5 separate regions of the Homo sapiens genome follow, and regions 2, 3, 4 and 5 are each linked to region 1. Evidence: chromatin loops called from intact Hi-C (ENCODE). Cell type or tissue: mammary epithelial cell. All regions are shown on one strand. Region 1 overlaps CCDC196 (coiled-coil domain containing 196). Region 2 overlaps GPHN (gephyrin). Region 3 overlaps GPHN (gephyrin). Region 4 overlaps GPHN (gephyrin). Region 5 overlaps GPHN (gephyrin).

The links. Hi-C counts contacts between places; a loop is a spot of excess contacts. Peaks named below come from ENCODE experiments on the same cell type or tissue, not always from the same donor. Only the 100,000 strongest peaks of a DNase experiment are listed, where the experiment ranks them.
Region 2: a loop joins it to region 1, with 6 times the contacts of the local background. A loop is called at or near these places in 27 of 110 quality-filtered maps.
Region 3: it touches region 1 in a loop (8-fold over the local background); 18 of 110 quality-filtered maps call a loop at or near these places.
Region 4: it touches region 1 in a loop (5-fold over the local background); 9 of 110 quality-filtered maps call a loop at or near these places.
Region 5: a loop joins it to region 1, with 10 times the contacts of the local background. A loop is called at or near these places in 21 of 110 quality-filtered maps.

What each region holds. Positions count from the first base shown.
Region 1 is chr14:66,493,633-66,498,632 of GRCh38, forward strand. It overlaps CCDC196 (coiled-coil domain containing 196), which reads left to right. Exons shown (of 10, transcript NM_001351576.1): 9 at 4,477-4,535; 10 at 4,721-4,921. The coding sequence ends at 4,840. Among named protein-coding and RNA genes, the nearest start is that of CCDC196, 9.8 kb to the left of the region's middle. In mammary epithelial cell, a CTCF peak has its summit at 2,053 (motif pointing right); a DNase peak (open chromatin) is centred at 2,059; H3K27ac peaks cover 436 bases.
Region 2 is chr14:67,115,607-67,120,606 of GRCh38, forward strand. The region is part of intron 16 of GPHN (gephyrin); the gene reads left to right. All of the region lies in intron 2 of LOC105370538 (a long non-coding RNA gene), which reads right to left. Among named protein-coding and RNA genes, the nearest start is that of GARIN2, 71 kb to the right of the region's middle. In mammary epithelial cell, a CTCF peak has its summit at 2,807 (motif pointing left); no DNase peak of the experiment used is centred here.
Region 3 is chr14:67,135,209-67,140,208 of GRCh38, forward strand. All of the region lies in intron 17 of GPHN (gephyrin), which reads left to right. The region is part of intron 2 of LOC105370538 (a long non-coding RNA gene); the gene reads right to left. Among named protein-coding and RNA genes, the nearest start is that of GARIN2, 52 kb to the right of the region's middle. In mammary epithelial cell, a CTCF peak has its summit at 2,744; no DNase peak of the experiment used is centred here.
Region 4 is chr14:66,546,754-66,551,753 of GRCh38, forward strand. All of the region lies in intron 1 of GPHN (gephyrin), which reads left to right. Among named protein-coding and RNA genes, the nearest start is that of GPHN, 41 kb to the left of the region's middle. In mammary epithelial cell, no CTCF peak of the experiment used is centred here; no DNase peak of the experiment used is centred here.
Region 5 is chr14:66,660,176-66,665,175 of GRCh38, forward strand. The region is part of intron 1 of GPHN (gephyrin); the gene reads left to right. Among named protein-coding and RNA genes, the nearest start is that of GPHN, 150 kb to the left of the region's middle. In mammary epithelial cell, a CTCF peak has its summit at 2,392 (motif pointing left); no DNase peak of the experiment used is centred here.

The sequences.
Region 1 (5,000 bases):
AGATGATTTGATTCAGGTACATAAGACTCTCTGGTCTGGCTTGATCCATAGGTAAATTTTAGAAAACTAGTAAGACTGAACTGACTATCCTTCAGGCAGTATTCTATGCATATTTTTCTTTCAATTTATGTTCTAATAAGAATTGGACAGCATAAAATTGGAAAGAATCCTGGAATGCAACAAGAAGCAGTATTAAATCATTAAGATACAAATTTAAAAGACAGAAGAGAAGAGGGTTATGAGGAAGACAGACAAGTCCCTGTTTTACTTCATTCAAAATTAGCTGAAGGTCATCTCAAGGGATCTATATGGTAAAGAGCCAAAAGCTTTTTAGCTCCAGAATCAAATTAAGTCTAAATTAGTAAATAAGGGTTCCATTCAACTTGATTGTCTCAGGAGATATTTTTTCTCCTTGCATGTAAAACATTGAATCAACTTTGAATTGGAACAGCCACAGATCCACATCTTCTTTTCTCTCCTTTCCTTTTATGTTCCTGGAGAATTAAATGATAGGGTACTATACGGCTTAGTTACCACAAATTAATGTAGCCACAGGCAATGGATCAATGTGTTAAATTGATTCTGCATTCATTTAGCACTAATTATGGGCCAGTTTCATTTTCTAACACATGTATTCAAACTCTATAGGTTTGTTTGAGCCCAAGTGGATTTGAAATCTAATGGAGTCCTATATTTTGGTTATGTGGCCTATTTTTTCACCTCTAGTATTTGATTATTTAAAAGCAAACAAATATTCTCTTCATAAAGGATTTTAAAACTAATTATGTAAAGAGGTTATTACCAACCTATTTGGTAATAATTTCTTAATGGTAGGTGTTGTAGTATTTTCCAACTTTGTGTATCACCTGGACTATTATTTATTCAATATTTGTTGTTTACATTGACTTCTTTAGTTTCCTAAATGCATTCCTTGAAAATAAAATTTATATTACTATTTTAAATGAAGAATCAATAGAGTTTTCCACAATAGAAGGTAAACTTAATAATAAATACACAAAAAACAAGATTTTAATGTTCTAGAAAAATACATAAGCCTGAGATCTATTTTATCTCCATTAGGAAGTGAGATTAGAAAGACATACAGAATTTTGGCCAGGCATGGTGGCTCACGCCTGTAATCCCAGCACTTTGGGAGGCTGAGGCAGGTGGATCACGCGGTCAGGAGATTGAGACAATCCTGGTTAACATGGTGAAACCCCATCTCTACAACAAAATACAGAAAATTAGCCAGGTGTGGTGGCACACACCTATAGTCCCAGATACTCAGGAGGCTGAGGCAGGAGAATCGCTTGAACCTGGGAGGCAGAGGTTACAGTGAGCTGCGATGACGCCACTGCACTCCAGCCTAGGTGACAGAGCGAGACTTCGTATCAAAAAAAAAAAAAAAAGACATAGAGAACTTTAAAGAAAGCCAGCACCAAACTGCAACTTTCTCCTTGATGCCATCAAGTTTGAAATAATTGAAAAGGCAATAATTTTCTCACTGTGATTTATAGTATTTAATGCCTTGTCCCAACACCGAAATTTATCCCAATTGCCACCTAAAATCATCTCATCATCAAATTTTGGCAAATTGTAATTTAAGGAAAAAAGCACTGAATTTAAGACTCAGATACATGAGTTGCAGGCCTTCCTCTGAGGCTCACCAGTTATATGACTTGGAAAAGTCATTTAATTTCAGGTTTTAAAAATACAAACAACATTAACATGGAGCATGCTGAGAACTTAATACCTTGTGCAACCCTCACAGTGACTCTATGAAAGGTATTATAGAACAAGAAACAAGCTCAGAGAAGCCAGGCTTCTTGGCTCCATATTCAATCCTTATTCCCTAGACTATGCTACAAAATGGATGTGTAAAAGCATGTGACTTTTCATGCCTCTTCTAGATCTAAACGCTATAATTTGAATCCAAATTTATTATCTGTTTAACGTATAATCTTCTCAGTGAAGAAGCATACTCCTAAGGTTAATTTGTTCAGTAAGAAAATGTTAACTCTGCATTTAGCCCAGTAGGTGGCACCAACCACATCCAGGCTTCAAGTCCACAGAGTGGTAATTCAGGAACCATGAAATGCTGTGGGAGAGATCGGTCTTCTATTACTCTCAGGACAAAAGGTGCCACATTCATGTATCAAATGAAAAAAGAAAAAAATTTCTTGATGTTTTATCACATGCTCTTTTGGCACCAAGGTGTATTACTGGCAGCCTTGATTAGACCATGTTAAACTCAGTGTTCTGTTGCATAATTTTTACCTAGTATTTTACTCCCTGTACTACAGTTATCTCCATTTCAAAAAACAGTCACTGCCCACTTCCTCCACAATCCTTGTAGAATAGTGTTCCCTTCCACCACAGATAAATCAGGCGATTGGGGCACTAAAAGAAAAAATGAGCACTAAACAAAAAATAAAAGATGGTGCTTATTTGAAGTTTGTATACTTAACAGTGTTACAGGACAGCGTTTCTTTTTCTCTAGTTTCAAAAGAATTGAATTGCACAAACCTGTCTTAGAGAAAGGGTGGAATATAATTTTGGACACACCTCTCAGTAAATCAGGGTACAGGCTTTTCTGTTCTAAGCATTTCCAAGTAGATGAAGAGTTTACCTCAGTACTCTTAGCCAAGAATTCCTCCTCCCACTGTCCGATGTGCTGGTTGGCTGAGTTGCAGTGGTATGATCTGTGTAGCTGGCAAAATACAATCCTGTGTTAATATTACTGATTTTGTTACACTTCAACAAATCCCTACTTGTGAATTCCCTTGATGCCCAGGATGTGGCATTACCGTCATCCATGTTATCTCTTTGGCATGCTGCCTCACTTAGTCTGTTTATACCTACGATGAAGTCTTTACTTTTGATCTTTCCGGAGACAGGTGACATTTGAAAGGATTTACTTTTCCACCAGTGTAAAATTATAATTTGATTCAGGGTGTATTGTAGGCCCTCCCTAACTTCTATAGAGTCCAGAAGGCAAGTTTGTGGACTTTGGCAGTCACCTATCTTAGAGAGCACAGGTGCTAAGCAATCTCTAAATTCAACTGAATTTCCCATCATATCTGCTGGTGTTTAAAGAAGAGGTTTATCTTCAGCAATAATATAACTTGTGTTAAGACATTTGATTCTGATAGCTTTGCTTTTCTCTCCTCCCCTCAATCCCCACCAACTCTTAGCATTTCCTTGAGCTCTTCTGAGAAAAACCTGAACGTTGGATGTGAGTATTATGCTACACTTATAAATTCAGATGAAAGCCCAGCGAAATGGGAAATGAATACTCTTTGAGACCTTATTTATTCTCTAACTCCTTCTGTTCTGAAAGCAAGTCATTCTTCCTGGCTTTAACCTTTACTTCACTTTAGTATTATTCTTCCTGATGGCTGAACTACACTTCAGCAGGTGCTGCTGAAGGGAAAATAGTAGTGTTAAGCTAAAATGCTGAAGGGCAGGGGCGGAAAACCACAGCTAGCTCAAATCCGGGTCCTTGATAAGCAGTACTGTTGCTTTCAAGTACAGGCTTTTTAAAGCTTTGAGGCAACCTGAACCTTTTGAATGTCAAAGTTAGGTTTATGGTATTAATAGGTTATAAAGTTAATTTCTAAACTAAGTCATTCTTTTACTTCTTTAATACTTCACAGAAATTCAGGGGGAGAATAAAATTCTTTTCTTCCTAAATATAAATTTTGAAGCTTGACAAAATAAACTGTACCCTTATTAATATTATTTTAATGGGTGACAACAGATTCCATAATTTGTGGGCATCACACACTCAGGAGTGCAGCAGTATGTCTAGGAAAATGTTATCATATTTAGCAAATAAAAAGGGATACCCTATTAAATTTGAATTTCACCAAATAATTTTTAGTATAAGTGTGTCCCAAATATTTCATGAGATATATGAAAAATTATTTGGTGTTTATATTAAAATTCAAATTTAACTGGGAGTCCCATATTTTAGTCTGGCAACTCTAATTTAGAACAGACTCACTATCGGTTGTATTTAGCACCCTATAATTCTCCCTTTTTCTCCTTTTCATTGCCTCCCTTCTCACCCTACGCCTACCATTCTGTCTGCTTCCTCTTTCTCTTCCCCATCTTCACCTTTATCTTTTGTTTATTCTCCACTATCTATAATTGACCATTTTTGTGAAATATATCTATCTGGTTTATCTGAGGGTATGTATATATACACATAACTTATTATTCCACTTCTTTATTTACTTGCATATAATTCTTAAATGATTTTTCCCCCTGTGGGACATGAGCTGTAAACAGAAAAACAGTCTGCCACTCCAACTTCTGAAATATTGTTTGACAAAGTTATTTTCTAAAAAAAAAAAATCAGAAAATTCACATCAATGCTAATACCCACAGTGATACAAAACAAAACAAAACTAGTGGTTTTTTTTTTTTTTCCCCCTCAAAAGAAGCTCTTATTTTCCTAATGTTTCCCCTTAGGTACTATGGGCATTACAACTATGGACAGAGTGACTACTGGCAGAAATGAACACCATGTGGTGAGAACTACTTTCTTTAAACAAACAAAAAATCGTTTTAAGGGCTTGAATAGATAGTGGGTATAGATTTTTGGAATGCATTGCTTAACATATATTCTAATTTAATATTTTAGGGGATTTGCAGAGTGGGTGCTAGGGTACTCAATATTTTAGCTGTCCTTTTTCCTCTGTTTTTTCCTGTCTAGAGAATTCTGGGAACAAAGATCTACACAGAACAACAAGGAACTAAAGGAAGTCAGCTTGATAATACAGGAGGGAGACTCTTTTTTCTGAGGTCATTGCCAGATGAAGCACTGAAGAATTAGCAGGCTTTCGCTCCATTTGCTTTGGACAGATTTAAAGACTAGGCACAGCCATTTGTGTTAATTAAAATCTCTCGCACCTTTGTTTTAGTGCTGTTTTCCCTCTCTCCCCCGACCAATCTGGGTGGAAATGTTGGATGTCTGGCCTTAAACATGTATGGAA
Region 2 (5,000 bases), 620 kb after region 1:
TGCCTGTAGTCACAACTACTTGGGAGGCTGAGGCAGAAGAATTGCTTGAACCCGGGAGGCGGAGGTTGCAGTGAGCTGAGATCGTGCCACGGCACTCCAGCCTGGGTGAGAGAGAGAGACTCCATCTCAAAAAAAAAAAAAAGATATATATGGTTTCACATATGTCCACTTCTTGAATCTCATATGACATATTGGTAAGCAGGACAGTTGCCTTGGCAACCCAAAGAGTGCCGTACAAGATGTCTATGTATACTCTAAAACTTGCCCCAGTATTTTATTACTGTATGAGCTTGTTAAGGACCAGCAAATTATTTCAAAATTGGGGATATAGAGTTATCAACTATAGCTAACATGGAATAGCTGATTTCTGTATTCGTTGATTTCAACAAACTGTGCATATTAAAATTTAGATATGCAACCTGTGGTGATTCATGTCTGTAATCCCAGCACTTTGGGAGGCCGAGATGGGTAGATCACTTGAGGCTAGGAGTTTGAGACCAGCCTGGGCAACATGGCAAAACCCTGTCTCTACAAAAAATACAAGCCAGGCATGATGCTATGCCCCTGTAGTGTCTGCTACTCAGGAGGCTGAGGCAGAGGTTACAGTGCGCAATGACCATTCCACTGTACTACAGCCTGGGAAACAGAGTGAGACAAAGAAAGAAAAGAAAAAGAAAGAAAGAAAAGAAAAAGAAAGAAAGAAAGAAAAAGAAAGAAAGAAACAGAAGGAAAAGAAAAAGGGGAAGGGGAAGCAAAAAGAAAAGAGAGAAAAGAAAAGAAACAAGGAAAGGAGGGGAGGGCAGGGCAGGACTGCTTAGGAGATGGGTGCACCAAAATCTCACTAATTACCACTAAATAAATTATTCATGTAACCAGATACCACCTGTTCCCCAAAAATCTATTGAAATGAAAAATGTTTAAAAAATAGAAAAAGAAAACTCATTCATAATCCAAAAAAGAAAGAAAGAGTCTCGCCATTTTGCCCAGACTGGCCTTAAACTCCTAAGCTCAAGTGATCCTCCCACCTCAGCTTCCCAAGTAGCTGAGACTACAGGCTTATGCTACCATAGCCACTTCACAGGACAGGTTTTAAGCCAATCAAATCTGTCCAGAGTCATCTTAATGGAAATATTATATTAATTATTTTCTAATACAATTTGTAAACCTCTGTATTTCTAAACCAAATTCTTAAAGACTCCTTAAATTGTTTAAAAGATCTAAATGTTTCTCTTCCCTTCTTATCTTGTAACCTAGTAAGCCAGGCAATTAGCTTAACGATCAGTTAAACCTTTTTTTCCCCAGAGTTGTGTTAAAAGCTATTTGCAACAGGAACATTCTTCATGAGAGCTCATTGACTTTTCTCCCTCTTTTTGTGTTAGACCTATGTATCTGAACTATCTGGGTGTATCCATAATAACAAGAATTGAGTTTTGATCAATTAATAGATTAAGTTTTCTAGAAGACAGAGAAAGAAAGTGAGATGATTACCACAAATATGTAAAGAGTTACTGACCACTATAAAAGTCAAATCACCTTCTCTTTGCAAAGAGTGGGAAAGCCTTAAATGCAAGCAAACCCATTTCAATACATGAGAAAGAAAGGAAGTCATTACAACCAGTTCAAATAGTATCTTGGGCACTTGATAATTCCATCAAGACTATAGGATTAATTAAGTCTTTAAAAGTACTTTCAAGTGAATAATTGTAGTCATATCAAAAGTACTTCAAAATGACCACTGCAATTCCAGGTTGTCCTTGATGAAATTATGCTTTTTAGAAAGATAAATGTGTGAAAGAGAAAACAGAAGCCAGAGTTATGCCTGGAGATAGTGCAAGTTTATTATTAAATGAACCCATGAATTCATTAGCTACTGGTCATTCAAAAGGGAAAAATAGCACTTAAATATTGTACCTAAAGTCCTCAACAGTAAAGGTTGAACCCCTGGCAGCTAACCCTGAAACCTAACAAGCTAGAATGGGTAGAGAGGAAATCTCTCCCAAAGCCAGTTTCTCATAGACAAAACTAAGAAAAGTTCTTATAGGCACACAACAATGTGGCCAACTGACAGATAGGATGGCCAGTTTCAAATCTTTACTAAGAAAAACAAAAATTAGTATAAATCCAATCAGATAACCAAACAATTCTGGAAACCTTATAACAAAAACAATATCAGCTGTCTTTGGGAGTTCAGCAAAAAAACGATCAGACCTCAAAACAAGGGCTGGAGTTAATCTAAGCATCATAGACAAGGAATCTGCCCAAGCAAAAAGGCAGAAGAGACCTCACTGAAATACAGTATAACCAATAATATAACTGGTGGCAAGAGTTCCTGCCTAAGTCTTGGTAGGATTTTCATAATACCAAAATCCTAATACAAAGACCACCAGGGAAACCTGTTGATCATACAAAATGGTTATATTAAAGTTTCTGAGAAAAAGAAAACATCACCTTGACAATGTTGGGGAGGGAAAAATAATTTTTCCTCTACCCTTGTGAGTTCTTACCTGGGACCTCTATAAACGATAGATTAACAAGAAAAAAAGAGAAGTTAGTTAACATGTATACCTCGTGTATATATGGGACATACCCAAGGGAAAATTAGTAACTCCTAAAGTGATGGCTGAGAAGTCTGGCTTAAATAGCATCTTCAGCAAAGAACAGTACATTCTTAGAGAAGTGATGAGACAAAGGACCTTGAGTCTCTAGGGCCGGCAATTTGTGGGAAGGCAAATATATGGGAAACTAATGATAGATTAAAGGCTAGTTAATAAAGTTTGATATATAAATTCCTCTGGCGCCATCTGCAGGCTGATAAGTGTCCAAAGATTTATCCCTCGGGCCAGGCGCGGTGGCTCACGCCTGTAATTCAAGCACTTTGGGAAGCCTAGGCGGGTGGATCACAAGGTCAGGAAATTGAGACCATCTTGGCTAACACACGGTGAAACCCCTACTCTACTAAAAATACAAAAAAATTAGCCGGGTGTGGTGGCGAGGGCCTGTAATCCCAGCTACTCGGGAGGCTGAGGCAGGAGAATGGCGTGAACCCGGGAGGCGGAGCTTGCAGTGAGCCGAGATCGCATCACTGCACTCACTACAGCCAGGGCGACAGAGCGAGACTCCGTCTCAAAAAAAAAAAAAGATTCATCCCTCCAGGGGTCGCGGGGGGAGTTACCTTTCTTAATTTATGTCCTACTTTTAGGCAAACAGGAGAAAAGCAGAGAGCGTTTCTTATATTTTTCTTCTCAAGTGCCTTCGGCTAAAAAATATTTGTTATGCTGGCATATTTTGGGGTAGTATATTCTGCTACCCTTCAACAGAGTCTCAGTGGTGTTTCACAACTGGGAAGTCATAAGATTTTTATGAGGGTATTTATAGGATTTTGAGGACTAGGGTTGGCCATGGGATAGTTTTAAGGTAGAAGTTATTAAGCAAAGTCCGAGCAGAGATTGGTCGGAATTTGTAAAATAGGTGAATTGGTGGATCACAGTCAGTCTTATCTTCAGAGCATATGAATCCATGTGGAACTACTGTTAAAACAAGTTGTCCATGATCTTATCTTAAAGTATATGGATCTGAACAAGCTTGTGTTAAAAACAATTTATTTCAAGTTACATGTCCTGGTTTGGTACAGTTTAGCTGTTATGCAAATAATGGTATAGTTTTGCAAGTTGATGTTTCTGTTTTATTTCTCAGAAGGAAATAGTTTGTAGGCAAGGCAGCCAATTATAAGGCTTTCACAGAAATTCAGACATAATGTAATGAATGTCTAGAATTGTTTTGGGAGGTAGTAAAAGAGTGAATGAAAATGTAGGGTCAAGGAAGAGATGGATTAGAATATTCTTAATGATTGAGGCTTTTGGGAAGAGTGGGCTACAAAGGGGAAAACAAAGTTAAATGTTTAGGCCAGGCGCAGTGGCTCACGCCTGTAATCCCAGCACTTTGGGAGGCCGAGGTGGGCGGATCACCTGAGGTCAGGAGTTTGAGACCAGCCTGACCAACAGTAGAGAAACACCATCTCTACTAAAAATACAAAATTAGCCGGGCGTGGTGGCGCATGCCTGTAATCCCAGCTACTCGGGAGGCTGAGGCAGGAGACTCGCTTGAACCCACGAGGCAGAGGTTGCAGTGAGCCGAGATCACGCCATTGCACTCCAGCCTGGGCAACAAGAGCTTGATGCTGTCTCAAAAACAAAAACAAACAACAACAAAAAAGTTTAATGTTTAAAAAGTGGGAAGATAGTGGCCAGGTATGGTGGCTCACACCTCTAATCCAAGCACTTTGGGAGGCTGAGGCAGGTGAATCACTTGGGGTCAGGAGTTCAAGACCAGCCTGGCCAACATGGCAAACCCCCGTCTCTACTAAAAATGCAAACATTAGCCAGGCATGGTAGTGTGCGCCTGTAGTCCCAGATAGGAAGCTGTGGTAGGAAGATCGCTTGAACCCAGGGGGTGGAGGTTGCAGTGAGCTGAGATTGCGCCACTGCATTCCAGCCTGTGCAACAGAATAAGACTCCATCTCAAAAAAAAAAAAAAAGAGGTGGGAAGATAGTGGTACCATTGATAATACCAAAAATGGGAAATTGAACTTGGTGACTTGATATGGAGATGATGGGTTATGTTTTGTTTTACCTCATATTTTTTTCTTTTGAAACTGTAATAAATTTCAGACATCATTCCCAAGATGACTGGAAGTATAACAGAAAATAAGATTCAGTTTTAAAAGGAAAAATTGTGAGTTTATTCTAGTATATTTAGCCTTATACTCTTCCATTTAATTCTGTATTGTTTTATTTGAAATTATTTAAAATACACTGTAAATCCCACACCCTCATTTAACTAGCTATTTTTTCGTTATGTCAGTTTTACAGACAAATAATGGGTTCTCCAGTGATCTCTAATTTTCCGTTATTTCTGGAACTGTTTGCAGCAAAATAACAGAGAGGAACATAAATAGCAAAGAAAACACCCTGATAACAGAGGAATCTTACTTAGTTCGTGGT
Region 3 (5,000 bases), 640 kb after region 1:
CTTGGCCTCCCAAAGTGCTGGGATTATAGGTGTGAGACACCATGCCCAGCCTAGATTTAGCTATATTTTTTATAAAGGACTGTGTGTGTGTGTTTCACTACTGTTTTCTCTCCTCCAACTTCCCCTACCTTGAAGTCTATGTTCTGAATCATTTTTTCATTTACAGTCATTTTTCCAGAACATTACTTGGTGATTTGTCATCTGAATCTTTGCATTCTAACAAGTATCATTCTTCCATTTTGATTAGTGAATGACTGGATGTAAGATTTGAGGGTTGTATGGCTTGAAGAGATATGTTGATGTTAATTTACTATTTTCTAGTTTTTGGTATTGTAGGTAAGAAGTCCAAAGCCAATATTACTTTTTCCTTTGTTAGTAACCCAATCTTCCTATTAAATATTTGGTAGCTTGTAAGATTTTCTGTTTATTTTTGAAATTCCAAAATTGTACCAGGACATATTTAGGTTTATGTTTTTGTTTTGCTTTTTTTTTTAAATCAATCTTGGCTGGAACTTAGTAAACCTTTTCAATTTCCAAGTCCAACTCTTCTCAAATAAATAAAATTTTCCTCTTTTCCCCCCTATCTCTTCCTTTATTTCCTTATGGAATTCCTATTGGTAGTATGTCAGTCTCTTGCTCTGTCTTCTTATTATTTTCTGCATGACTTCTATCTTTTGCACTTTTGCACAATCCTTGGAGATATTTCTACCACTTGATCTTCCAAGCAACTAATTGAATTTTTGACAAGGACTGTAATTACCTTCATCTACTAAATCTTAAAATTTGAAAATCACATATTTTGTTCCAGAACACAGTGTTAATGTCATAATTGAATCTGTATTAGTGTTTTAATTGCTTATTATTGTTATTAAAATTATCTATTGCCCCAGAAGTTTTATTTCTCTAGGTATCCTAAATATTATGCTCATTCTTCCACTCTCCAGTTGGTTGTTACTTAGGTTGCTGGTATTTTCCTCTCCCTACTGAAAGTTCGATTCACCCTAAGGGTTCTGGAAGCTGCTAGGGTACTTTGGGCCTGGTGAGAATGGAGTTACAGTGGGAAAGAGGATCATGAGTGGCAAAAGGAAGAGAAGTGTCAATTCCTGAATTAGCAAAGCACAAAATGGCAAGCTGCTAGTCTTCTATTAAAGTACAAAAAATAAACAGTCCAAGCCTCTGTGCTTCCTGGACGGTTTTGTTGTGAAGGCTGGACTTTCCCAGCCTTTAAAGGATAGGGCAGTCTTAGTATTTTTTCAAGTAGACTTCAGACTTCTGGGTCAACCTAAAAAAATTTATAGCTTTGCCCTTGATCTGGATCCCAACCAACCACAAATTCTTAGAATCAGTGAATGTTAGAGATGAAAAAGACATACTCCAAATGTCCTCATTTTATAGATAAAGAGAATAATACCCCCTTCCCCAAAAAAATGATACTAGTTTTTCAGGATCATCTAGGTAGTTAGCAGTAGAGATAAAACAGGATTCTAGACTTTGTGACACTCAGGTCTTCAATTAATGGCTTTATCTTCTGTTGCCTAGTACATACATTCTTAGCATTAAAGCAATTGTCTTACAGAATGTTTTCATGTAATATTGGTACTCTAAGAGAACAATGGTTAGGTATTTAATTATTCAAATGAAAATGAATGGGAAGTGTTAGTAAATCAAGATTCATGTTAGTATTAGAATTATTTTTGGCTAGGCGCAGTGGCTCATGCCTATAATCCCAGCGCTTTGGGAGGCCAGGAGTTCAAGACCAGCCTGGCCAACATGGCAAAACTCTACTAAAAATACAAAAAATTGCCAAGCATGGTGGCACACACTTGTAATCCCAGCTACTTGGGTGGCTAAGGCACGGGAATCACTTAAAGCCAGGAGGCAGAGGTTGCAGTGAGTAGAGGTAGCGCCATGCACTCCAGCCTGGGTGACAGAGCAAGAATCTGTCTTTTTTTTTTGAGAAGGATTCTTGCACTGTCACCCAGGCTGGAGTGCAGTGGCACGATCTCTGCTCACTGCAGGCTCCACCTCCCAGGTTCATGCCATTCTCCTGCCTCAGCCTCCCGAGTAGCTGGGACTACAGGTGCCCGCCACCACGCCCGGCTAATTTTTTGTATTTTTAGTAGAGACAGGGTTTCACCATGTTAACCAGAATGGTCCCGATCTCCTGACCTCGTGATCCACCTGCCTTGGCCTCCCAAAGTGCTAGGATTACAGGCATGAGCCACCACGCCTGGCTGACTCTGTCTTAAAAAAGAAAAAAAGAATTATTTTTCGGCCAGGTGCAGTGGCTCATGCCTGTAATCCCAGCACTTTTGGAGGCTGAGGCGGGCAGATCTCTTGAGCCCAGGAGTTCAAGACTAGCCTGGGCAACATGGTGAAACCCTGTCTACAAAAAACACAAAAAATATTATCCAGGTGTGGTGGCGCACTCTTGTGGTCCCAGCTACTCAGGAGGCTGAGGTGGGAGGATCGCTTTAGCCTGGTATGTGGAGGCTGCAGTGAGCTGTGATCACACCACTGCACTCCAGCCTGGGTGATAGAGTGAGACCCTGTCTCAAAAAAAGAAAAAAAGAGATTTATCTTTAAAGGAATGGCTAAGCACCATCCAAATTAAATTAAAACTGCAGTTGTTAATGAAGAAAGATTTAAGTGATATCATGATATCCCTTTAAGATATGCCACTCTTTGTGAAAAGGGAAACTACTGATATATACCTAGAAAACTTAATCTGCTTAATCCAATAGCCCCTCTAGTGGCAGTGGTGAGAATAAGTCAAATTTTAGAAGTACAAATTTTGTTTCTATCAGTATTTGGTATATACAAATAAGATTTATATATTTATATAAATGCTGATAAATAGCTTTTATCTGAAGGTGTTTTATGTGTAACAAAGTGTCTTTCATAATGCAAATATTACTATATTTAGAAGAAGAATAGAGAAAACACAGGATGAGTTTGAACCTAATACTACCTATGTGAACCTCAGTGTCCTCTTTTGTACTGCCTTCCTCACAGAGTTGTGAGATTAACACATAGGTGTGAAAATGTATTTTTTAAAAACATTAGTATTGTCATTAATTATATTTCTTGGATATTAATTGATCTTATATGTGGGAAGTTCTGTCTTAAATATAAGGTCAGATTATAATGTTTTGTAGTTTTAGCCTCCTATCATTGAGAAAATTAATATACCCTGCTTGCTTTATGTGAGAAAACTGAGAAAATCATGAACTGTTTTCTCTCTATTATATTATTCATGATTATAACCCTTGTTACCTATTTCCTCTTATCACTATTCAGAGTAATCTTTGAGTTTTAGAAAGAAAACTCAGTTTTTATATGTTAAAAATGAAGAGTCTGGGGGAAGGAATATGAAGTAAATATTGGAAAATATTAGCATTTGTCAAATCTGAGCGATGGATACATGGGTGTTTGTTATACTGTTATGTTGGAAATGTTTTATAATTTAAAATATAGCATGAATCATAAAAAAGAAAGCAAATTTATGATGTGAATAGGCCCTTAAGCTATGGTTAACCAAAATCATAGTTTTCATCTGAACATGGGATTCTGAATCATGTTCATTTCATTCCACAGAGTGATAGTAAAATGTTCACACATGCAGTTTTCTGCTGGTTACCTCAGACAAATCCATACCTCTTGCCACAGCATCCTCTCCTTTTTTTTTTTTTTTTTTTTTTTTTTTTTAAATTATTAAGAGACTAGGTCTAGGGCCAGGCACGGTGGCTCATGCCTGTAATCCCAGCACTTTGGGAGGCCAAGGTGGGCGGATCACTTGAGGTCAGGAGTTCAAGACTAGCCTGGCAAACATGGTGAAACCCATCTCTACTAAAAATACAAAACATTAGCCAGCCATGGTGGCGGACATTTGTAATCCCAGATGCTTGAGAGGCTGAGACAGGAGAGTTGCTTGAACCCAGGAGGCGGAGGTTGCAGTGAGCCGAGATCGCGCCACTACACTCCAGCCTGGTCAACAAAGCAATACTCCATCTCAAAAAAAAAAAGAGAGAGAGAGACTAGGTCTCACTACATCACCCAGGCTAGAATGCAGTGGCTATTCACAGATGTGATAATAGCTCGCTGCAGTCTTGAACTCCGGGGCTCAAGCAATCCTCTCACATCAGCCTCTCAGGTAGCTGAGACTACAGGTGTGCCACCGCACTTGGCCAGCATCCTCTCTTTCTGATGATTCTGGACAAGGGTCCGTTCTCATTAGACTCTTTCTTTTATGGTATATTACATGCCTTTAAAAAACTACACAATCACTTCTGATTAGGCAGGGAGTGGAACAAGCATTTAATAAGAAGCCAGAGTTTGTAGTCCTGGCTCTGCCATTTACTGCTCTATCTACACTTTGCCTCTCTGAATATAACTTGCCTTTTCTTAAAATGAGCATAGTAATACCTTTTCAGTCTAGCATACAGATTTGTTGAGAGATTATAGCATGCAACATAAATGAAGTTATAGATCCCCTGGCTGTTGTCATATGTTGGTACCTGTCTCTCTAGTAAGGCAGGATGTCTGATCAAATCTCCAGAAGCCAGAAGCGTACAACAGAAAGGAGAGTTACAGAGAGTAGCAAAGGGGGATAGAGTATGGCAGGACCCAAATAACTGGCCCAGCAGTGACAATGGACAAGATAACATTTACAACTTTGAGATTCAATGATTTTGTGAATATACTACCCACAGAGTACAAAGTATCATTGAGCATATTCTTTGAAACATGATAAATTTCAGTAAGGATTTGGAACAAAATCCCTTTCAGCTGATTTCTGCAAATTAGAAAATTTCATGTAGAGAATTGATGTCTCTGAGGTTTCACAAAATAGGAAAAAAACATGTTTCCCAGATAACATGAAAATAATGAGTAAGGCTGGCACGGCGGCTCACACCTGTAATCCCAACACTTTGGGAGGCCAAGGCGAGCAGATCACCTGAGGTCAGGAGTTCAAGGCCAGCCTGGCCAACATGGTGAAA
Region 4 (5,000 bases), 53 kb after region 1:
AGACCGTGGAAAGAGAGGGAGAGGGAGACCGTGGGGAGAGGGAGAGGGGGAGGGGGAGGGGGAGGGAGAGGGCCGCGTGTAACCTTTGTAACTTCACTTCAGCCTCTGAATGCAAGCCTTTCAAGATTGAATAGATATTAAATGTGATAATGTACTTGTATGGGCCTCAAACAATGACTGACATTTTGTACATGTTCAGTAAATTTGCTCTTTTTCTTTCTCTATTTCTTAATTACTTGGGATATCTGGAAGTGTACAGAGTGCTGTAGATTTCTAGATAGCTTGTTTTATTCCAGTGTTCTTGGTGGAGCCTTTGTGGCTGAATCCAGCTTTTCCCTCATGCTTCTTTTTGCCTTCTTCCTCTATCCAACAGAGGTGGTGGGAAGAATTAGAATTAAAGCAGGAGGAAGGGAAAAGAAATCTTAGCTTTTTGTAGATGGGTGAAAAATTGGTTAGACTTCAGCTTTTAATGATCTTTCAGTTTAGTAGGTCTCATATTTTTCACCATATGTTATTTTCTGATTCACAGTTTCTGGTATATAGTTGATGCTTAACAAATTTTTGGATGATTGTTTTCCATTTGTTTTGTGGAATCGATCTTTCCAAACATAGCAGGTCTTTTCTATTGATTAAAATAAGTAAAAGAGTCTGAAAACTAGAGGTTTAGTTCAGAATGCTGAGCAAAATCTGGTATTGTCATATGACGCATGGGCCAAGGGGAGAAAATATAGTTACACAGTGAATCAGAAATAGACAAGTTTTGGCAAGGACAAGGTATTTGAAAAAGTATAGCCCTTTAGGTTTTATAAAGCTTTTTCTGTTGTTGTTTTATTCTTATAAAACTCTTTTGTTATGCCAGTATTATAATGGGAAGCTGAGGCTCGGTGTGGTGATATATCCTGTACAAGGTCAAACAGTAAGTATCAGTTCGTCTTAACAGACAAATTTCGTGTTCATTCTGGTAAGACAAGGAAACAGGACAACAACAACAATAACGAAACAATGTTCTGAGGCATTTATGCTGGGTTCATGTACTGGTGTGCATACCATACATCATATCCTTTCTCTGATCCTGATAACCTTTCACAGGGTGATGGTTATGATACTTAAAAATGAGATAATAAATATAAAAGTGCCATAAAACATTGTGTTGTTGGTATTATTATTCCATCATAGGATAGCAAGTAATAATACAGGCATACTTTGTTTTAGTTCACCTCATGGATATTGCATTTTTCACAAATTGAAGGTTTGTGGCAACCTTTTATCCAGCAGACTTGTTGGTATCATTTTTTTTTTAACAACGTGTACTCACTTCGTGTTTCTGTGTCATGTTTTTGTAATTCTCCTAGTATTTCAGCCTTTTTCATTATCATATCTGTTATGGTGATCTGTGATCAGTGATTTTTGATGTTACTATTGTAATTTTTTTTTTTTTTTTTTTTGAGATGGAGTCTCGCTCTGTCGCCCAGTCTGGAGTGCAATGGCACGATCTCGGCTCACTGCAACCTCTTCCTCCCAGGTTCAAGAGATTCTTCTGCCTCAGCCTCCCATGTAGCTGGGATTACGGGCGCCCACTACCATGCCTGGCTAATTTTTGTATTTTTAGTAGAGATGGGGTTTCACCATGTTGGCCAGGCTGGTTTCGAACTCCTGACCTCAGATGATCCACCTGCCTCAGCCTCCCAAAGTGCTGGGATTACAGGCGTGAGCCATTGCACCCAGCCTACTATTGTAATTGTTTTGGGGAGCCATGAACTGTGTCCATATAATATGGTGAACATAATATGTGAATTCTGACTCTTCCACCGACGAGCAGTTTCCCCATCTCTCTCGCTGTCTCCTCAGGCTTCCCTATTCCCTGAGATACAAAATATTCCCTGAGTATTGAAATTAGGCCAGATAATAATCCTACAGTGGCCTCTAGGTGTTCAAGATCTAGAGATCCTGATTTAATGTGAGACACATCCCTCAGATTAAATCAAAAGCTAGAAATGGTTAAGCTTAGTGAGGAAGGAATACTAAAAACTGAGACAGGTGGAAAGGTAGGCCTCTTGTGCCAAATAGCCAAGTTGTGAATACAAAGGAAAAATTATTTTAAAAAATAGCAGAGAACATTTATTCTGAGAGATTTGTATATTATACTTCTGAGGATCTAAGAGAAAATAACAAATTTTCATATTTCAGTTAAATTTATGGAAATACAAATGGTAGCATCTGTATTCCTACCATTTCTGACTTTTTACGTGCTCTCATTTTATTGGTTTCACTTTTTATACTATATCTCTAAGGATAATGTATCTAAATATATGTATTATGTGTTAATTTATATATAAATAAAAGTTATCATATACTTCCATGGTATGATTATAGAGAAAAATTTTTACATTAGAATGTGTCTAAAGTTTTTTTCTTAACTTTTATTTTAGTTTTGGGGTACATGTACAGATTCATTATATTGGTAAGTTGTGTGTCACAGGGGGTTGGTGAACAGATTATTTTGTCACCTGGAAAAATTATTGAAGGAAATATAAAGTGCTACTCCAGTGAATACACAAATGATAAGAAAGCAAAACAGCCATATCGCTGATATGAAGAAAGTTTGAGTAGCCTGGATAGAAGATCAAACAAGCCACAACATTTTGTTAAGCCAAAGCTTAATCCAGAGCAAGGTTCTAACTCTTCTCAATTCTGTGAAGGTCAAGAGTGGTATGGAAATTGCAGGAGAAACATTGGGAGCTGGCTAGAGGTTGATTCGTGAGGTATAAGAAAAGAAGCCATTTCCATTACATGAAAATGCAAAGTGAAGCAGAAAGTGTTGATGTGATACTTGCAGCAAATTATATAGAAAATCTAGTTAAGATCATTGATTAAGGTGGCTACGAAACTACAGATTTTCAATATAGATGAAGCAGCCTTATATATTGAAAGAAGATGCCATCTAGTGTCTTCATAGCTAGACAGGAAAAAAAAGCTTCAAAGGACATGCTGAGTCTCTCATTAGGGGTTAATGGAGCTAGTGACTTTAAGTTGAAGCCAGTGCTTATTTCCTATTCTGAAATCCTGTGCCATTAAAAATGATGCTAAGTCATTCTGCCTGTGCTGTATAAAGGGAACAACAAAGCCTGAATGATGGCACATTTGTTTACGGCATGGTTTACTAAATATTTTAAGCCTATTATTGATACCTACTGCTCAGAAAGAAAGCTTTATTTCAAAGTATTACTACTTATTGATAATGTACCTAGTCACCCAAGAGCTCAGATAGAGATATACAAGGAGATTAATGTTTTCATGCCTGCTAACCCAACATCCATTTTGCAGCCCATGGATCAAGGAGTAATTTCAGCTTTCAATTCATATTAAGAAATACATTTTGAAAGGCTATATAGCTACCATAGATAGTAATTCCTTTGATGGATCTGAGCAAAGTAAGTGAAAAACCTTCCGGAAGGAATTCAGCATTCTTGATACCATTCAGAACAATCATGATTCATGCGAGGAGGTCAAAATGTCAACATTAACAGTAATTTGGAAGAAGTTGAATCCACCCATCAAGACTTCACTGATGGATGTGGTGGAAATAGCAAGAGAACTAGAATTAGAGATGGAGCCTGAAGATGTGACTGAATTGCTGCAGTCTCATGATAAAACTGGAATGGATGAAGAGTTGCTTCTTATGGATAAGTAAAGAAAGTGGTTTCTTGAGATGGAATCTACTCCTGGTGATAATGCTATAGACATTGTTGAAGTGACAACAAAGGGTTTTAATTATTACATGAACTTAGTTGATAAAGCAGTAGCAGGGTTTGAGAGGATTGACAGCAATTTTGAAAGAAGTTCTTCTGTCAGTAAAATTCTATCAAACAGCATTGCCTGCTACAGATAAATATTTTGTAAAAAGAAGAGTCAACTGATGCAGCAACTTCATTGTGGTTTTATTTTAAGAAATTGCCACAGCCACCCCAACCTTCAGCAGCCACCACCCTGATCAGTCAGCAGCTATATACATTGAGGCAAGACTCTCCACCAGCAAAAAGATTATGATTCACTGATGGCTTGGAGGATGGTTAGCATTTTTTTAGCAGTAAGGTTTTTTTTTGTTGTTGTTGTTTTTTTTTGAGACGGAGTCTCACTCTGTCGCCCAGGCTGGAGTGCAGTGGCACGATCTCGGCTCACTGCAAGCTCCACCTCCTGGGTTCACGCCATTCTCTTGCCTCAGCCTCCCGAGTAGCTGGGACTACAGGTGCCCGCCACCACGCCTGGCTAATTTTTTGTATTTTTTAGTAGGGATGGAGTTTCACCGTGTTAGCCAGGATGGTCTCGATCTCCTGACCTTGTGATCCACCCATCTCGGCCTCCCAAAGTGCTGGGATTACAGGCGTGAGCCACCACGCCCGGCCAGCAGTAAGGTATTTTTAAATTAAGGTATGTGCATTGTGTTTTTAGATATAATGCTTTTGCACTCTTAATAGAATACAGTATTGTATAAACAAACATTTATATGCACTGGAAAAGCAGCCAGTTGGTCTTTAAAATTCCTTTACCCTGTCTTTCAGTAACACTACTCTTTCCTTGTTTATCACTGATCTTTGTAGCCACTCATTCTCTACAGAATTTTTCTTCCTCTGTGTGGTCTTAAATATCTGTGTTTTTTGTAGTTCATCCCTGGTCCTTAGCCCATTTTACTCTAGATGTCATTTTGAGGTAACCTTTCCTATACTTGATACTGCCTCCTATATCTAAGTCTTGAGCTAGAAAGTTTGTTGCTCTTCGGATATTCACATTGTGTTCTCCATTCACTTTTTGACTTGGTTATCCTCTAGACACCTGTATTAGTCCATTCTTGCACGGCTATAAAGAAGTTCTTGGGACTGGGTAATTGATAAAGAAAAGAGGTTTAATTGGCTCAGTGCTCCACAGGCTGTACAGGAAGCATAGCTGGTGAGGCTTCAGGAAAATTTCAGTCATGGCGGAAGATGAAGGGGAAGCAGGCATGT
Region 5 (5,000 bases), 170 kb after region 1:
TCATTACCCTCTCAATACAATTGCCTGAAATATTTCTTGTACGTACATATAGACTCACATTAGACAGTGAGTCTGTGAGAGTCTATAATAGTTTCCTGAAATATTTTGTACATACATATAGACTCACATTAGACAATGTTACAGTTTTTGCTTCAGCATTCAAACATAAAAGCCCAAGATGAGAATTTTGTCTGTTGTATTTACCCATATATTTGCCTACTATTATAATGTTTTTCTTCCTGATGTTCCAAGAGTTCTTATTTTTTTGCTTACTTTATGTTTAGAAATCTTTCATTGACCATTATATTAGGGTTGGTATGCTGGTAAAAAGTTTTCTTAGTTTTTCTTCATCAAAGAATGTCGTAATTTTTTTTTTCATGTCTGAAGAGTATTTTTACTGGATATAGGATGTGGGTTCACAGTTCTTTTATTTAAGCACTTCAAAAAGTACTTCCAGTGGGGCGCCAAGATGGCCAACTAAAAGCAGCTATGGTGTGTGGCTCTTACAGAGAGGAACGAAAGGGACGAGTAAATGCAGCACCTTTAACTGAAACATCCAGGTACTTGCATTGGGACTGATCAGGGAAACAACTCAACCCACAGAGAATGGAGAAGAGCAGGACAGGGCAGGGCAGGGCAACAGCTTACCTGGGAGCAACATGGATACAAGAGAACCTACCCCTGCCCAGGGAAGCAGTGAGTGAATATGTGACCCTGGGAAACCATGCCCCTCCCACAGATCTTTACAAGTCCGGTCAGGAGATCCCCTTGTGAATCCATTCCACCAGGGCCTTCGGTCTGACACACAGAACTGTGTATAGTCTCAACAGAAAAGCTGCTCAGGCATGCATGGAGACCCGGGAACTTTACATACTCTGGCTCTAGTATCCCTAACAAAGGTGATTGCAACTTAGGCAGGGCGGGAGCTTGGACATCCATATTTACCCCTAGGAAGGGATCTGAATCCAGGGGGCTAAGAAGCATTGATCTGTGGGCCCCATTTCCACAGCTTCTCACAGGATAAGACCCACTGGCTTGGAATTTCAGCCAGCCCCCAGCAACAGAGTTGTACCTACCTGGGACAAAACAGAGTTGCTGGCGGGAGGGGCAGACTACCATCTTTGCTGCTTGGATAACTCAGCCATTCCAGCCTGTGGGCTTAGGCGAGTCCAAACCAACTGGGCATGGAAGGGATCACCTAGCACAGCAAAGCTGCTCTACCAAAATGTGGCCAGACTGCTTCTTTAAGAGGGACCCTCAATCCAAATCCTCTTCTTGGGTGTTACCTCCCAACTGACAGAGTTTTGATTTCTCTTTGGGACTGAGTGCCTGCGGGGAGGGGCAGGCTACCATCTCTGCTGTTTGGACAGCTCAACCTTTCCAGCCTGTGGGCTTTGGAGAGTCCAAACCGACCAGGGCAGAAGGGATCCCCCAACACAACACAGCTGCTCTAATACAACATGGCCGACTACTTCTTTAAGCAGAACCCTGATCCGTTCTTCATCTCTGAGCAGGACCTCCCGACTGGACCCTCCAGCCACCCTCACTTGTATTCTCTGGTTCACAATGTTTTGATTTCACCCTGGGACTGAGTTCGAGGGGGAGGTGGGCGGGCGCCATCGTTGCTGTTTGGGCAACTCAGCATTCTGTCCTGTGGGCTTTGGAGAGCCCACGCCCACCAGGGCAGAAGCAGTACCCCAGCACGGCACAGCTGCTCTATGAAACCATGGCCATCCTGCTTCCTTAAGCAGTCCCCGATCTATTCCTCCTTGCAGGGCGGGACTTCCCAACTGTGTCCTCCAGTCACTCCCATGGATGTTCTGTGGCTAAGAGGTTTGAAAACTTCCTGGGACAGAGCTCCTAGAGGGAGGAGTGGGCTGCCATTTTTTCTGTCTCAGCAACTTCCGTAGTTTACAGACTTTGGAGAGCCCAAGCTAACTAGGGGCAGAAGTGGTACACCCACACAGCACAGCTGCTTTATAAAAGTGTGGCTAGACTGCTTCTTTAAGCAGATCCCTGATCCCACTCTTCCTGACTGGGTGACACCTCCCAACCAGTGTCTCCAGCCACCACCTACCACCTGGTTGTTTGGGCCAGCAACCAGGTCTGTACCCCTCTGGGACAGAGCTCCCAGAGGAAGGGGCAGGCTGCCATCTTTGCAGTTTTGCAGCCTTCACTGGTGATACCCTCAGGTACTGGAAAACCTAAGGCGACTAGGGACTAGAGCAGATGCCCAGCAAACCACAGCAGCCCTGTGAAAAGTGGCCAGACTGTAAAAAGGAAAAAAAAAAAATCCAAAGATCAGCCTCAAAGATTGAAGGTAGATGTGCCCACAAAGATAAAGAATCAGCACAAGAACGCTGAAAACTCAAAAAGCCACAGTGCCCTCTTCTGTTCAGATGACCACATCACCTCTCCAGCAAGGGTTTGGAATTGGGCAGAGGCTGAGATGGCCGAAATGACAGAAGTAGACTTCGGAATGTGGATAAAATTGATGTTCATTCTGCTACAGCTGCACCTTCTAACTCAATGCAGGAAGCTACAGATCATGATAAAACATTTCAGCAACTGACAAGGTAAAATAGCCAGTATGGAGAATAACGTAAGCAACCTGATAGCGCTGAAGAAAACAACAGAAGAAGTTCATAATGTAATTCCAAGTATTAATAGCAGAATAGACCAAGTGGAGGAAAGAATCCCAGAGCTTGAAGACTGTCTTTCTGAAATAAGACAGGCATACAGGAATAGAGAAAAAAGAATGAAAAAGAATGGACAAAACCTCTGAGAAATATGAGATTATGTAAAGAGACTGAATATATGACTGATTGGTGTACCTGAAAGAGATGAGAAGAATGGAACCAACTTGGAAAATATATTTCAGGATATCTTCCATGAGGACTTCCCCAACCTAGCTAGACAGACCAACATTCGATTTCAGGAAATGGGAGAACCCCTGTAAAATATTCCACAAGAAGATCATCCCCAAGACACATAATCATCAGATTCTCCAAGGTCAAAATGAAAGAAAAAATGTTAAGGACAGCCAGAGAGAAAGGCCAGGCAACCTACAAAGGGAAGACCATCTGACTAACAGCAGACCTCTCAGCGGAAACCCTACATGTCAGAAGAGATTGGAGGCCAATATTCAACATGCTGAAAAAAGAAAAATTCCAGCCCAGAATTTCATATGTGCCCAATCTAAGCTTCATAAGCAAAGGAGAAATAAGATACTTTCCAGACAAGCAAATGTTGAGGAAATTTGTTACCACCACACCTGCCTTACAATAGCTCCCAAAAGAAGCACTAAATATGGAAAGGAAAAATCGTTACCAGCCACTACAAAAGCACACTGGAGTACACAGACAAATGACACTATAAAGTAACCACAAGTTATTTTAAACAAGTCTCCAAAATAACCAGCTAACATCATAATGACAGGATCAAATCTGCACATAACAATACTAACCTCAAATGAAAATGGGATAAATGCCCCAATTAAAAGACACAGAGTGGCCAGCTGGATAAAGAAACAAGACCCAATGGTCTGCTGTCTTCAAGAGACCCATCTCATGTGGAATGACACACATAGGCTCAAAAAAGGATGGAGGAAAATTTACAAAGCAAATGGAAAACAGAAAAAAGCAGGGGTTGCAATCCTGTTCTGACAAAACAGACTTTAACCAACAAAGATCAATAAAGACAAAGAAGAAGGGCATTACATAATGGTAAAGGGTTCAATTCAACAAGAAGAACTAGCTATCGTAAATATATATGCACCCAACACTGGAGCACCCAGATTCATAAACCAAGTTATTAGAGACCTTCAAAGAGACTTAGACTCCCACACAATAATAGTGGGAGACTTTAACACCGCACTGACAATATTAGACAGACTGAGACAGAAAATTAACAAAGATATTCAGGATCTGAACTCAGATCTGGATTAAATGGACCTGATATATATCTACAGAACTCTCCACTCAAAAACAACAGACTATACATTCTTCTCATCACCATGTGGCACTTACTCTAAAAAAGATCACATAATCGGAAGTAAAACACTGCTCAGCTCAGCAAATACAAAAGAACTGAAATCATAACCAACAGTCTCTTGGACCAGAGCACAATCAAATTAGAACTAAAGTCTGAAGAAATTCACTCAAAACCACACGATTGCATGAAAATTAAATAACCTGCCCCTGAATGACTTTTGGGTAAATAATGAAATTAAGATGGAAATCAAGTTCTTTCAAACTAATAAGGACAAAGATACAATGTACCAGATTCTCAGGGACACAGCTAAAGTAGTGTTAAGAAGGAAATCTATAGCAGTAAATGCCCACATCAGAAAGCTAGCAAGATCTCAAGTTAACAACCTAATGTCACAATGAAAAGAACTAGAAAATCAAAATCAAACAAATCCCAAAGCTAGAAGAAGACAAGAAATAACCAGAATCAGAGCTGAACTGAAGGAGGTAGAGACAAGAAAAGCCATTAAAAACATCAGTAAATCCAGGAGTTGTTTTTTTGAAAAGATTAATAAAATAGGCCACTAGATAGACTCATGAAGAGAGAATCAAATAAACACAATCAGAAATGATAAGGTGGATATTACGATTGTCCCCACAGGAATACAAGCAACCATCAGAGAATATTATAAACACCTCTATCTGTATCAACTAGAAAATCTAGAATAAATGGATAAATTCCTGGACATATACACCCTACCAAAAGTGAACCAGGAAGAAATTGAATCCCTGAACAGACCAATAACAAGTTCTGAAATTGAGGCAGCAATAAATAGCCTACCAACCAAAAAAAAAAAAAAAAAAAAAAGCCCAGGACCAGACGGCTTCACAGCTGAATTCTACCAAATGTACAAAGAAGAGCTGGTACCATTCCTACTGAAACTATTCCAACAAATTGAAGAGGAGAAACTCCTCCCTAACTCATTCTATGAGGCTAACATCATCCTGACACCAAAACTTTGCAGAGATACA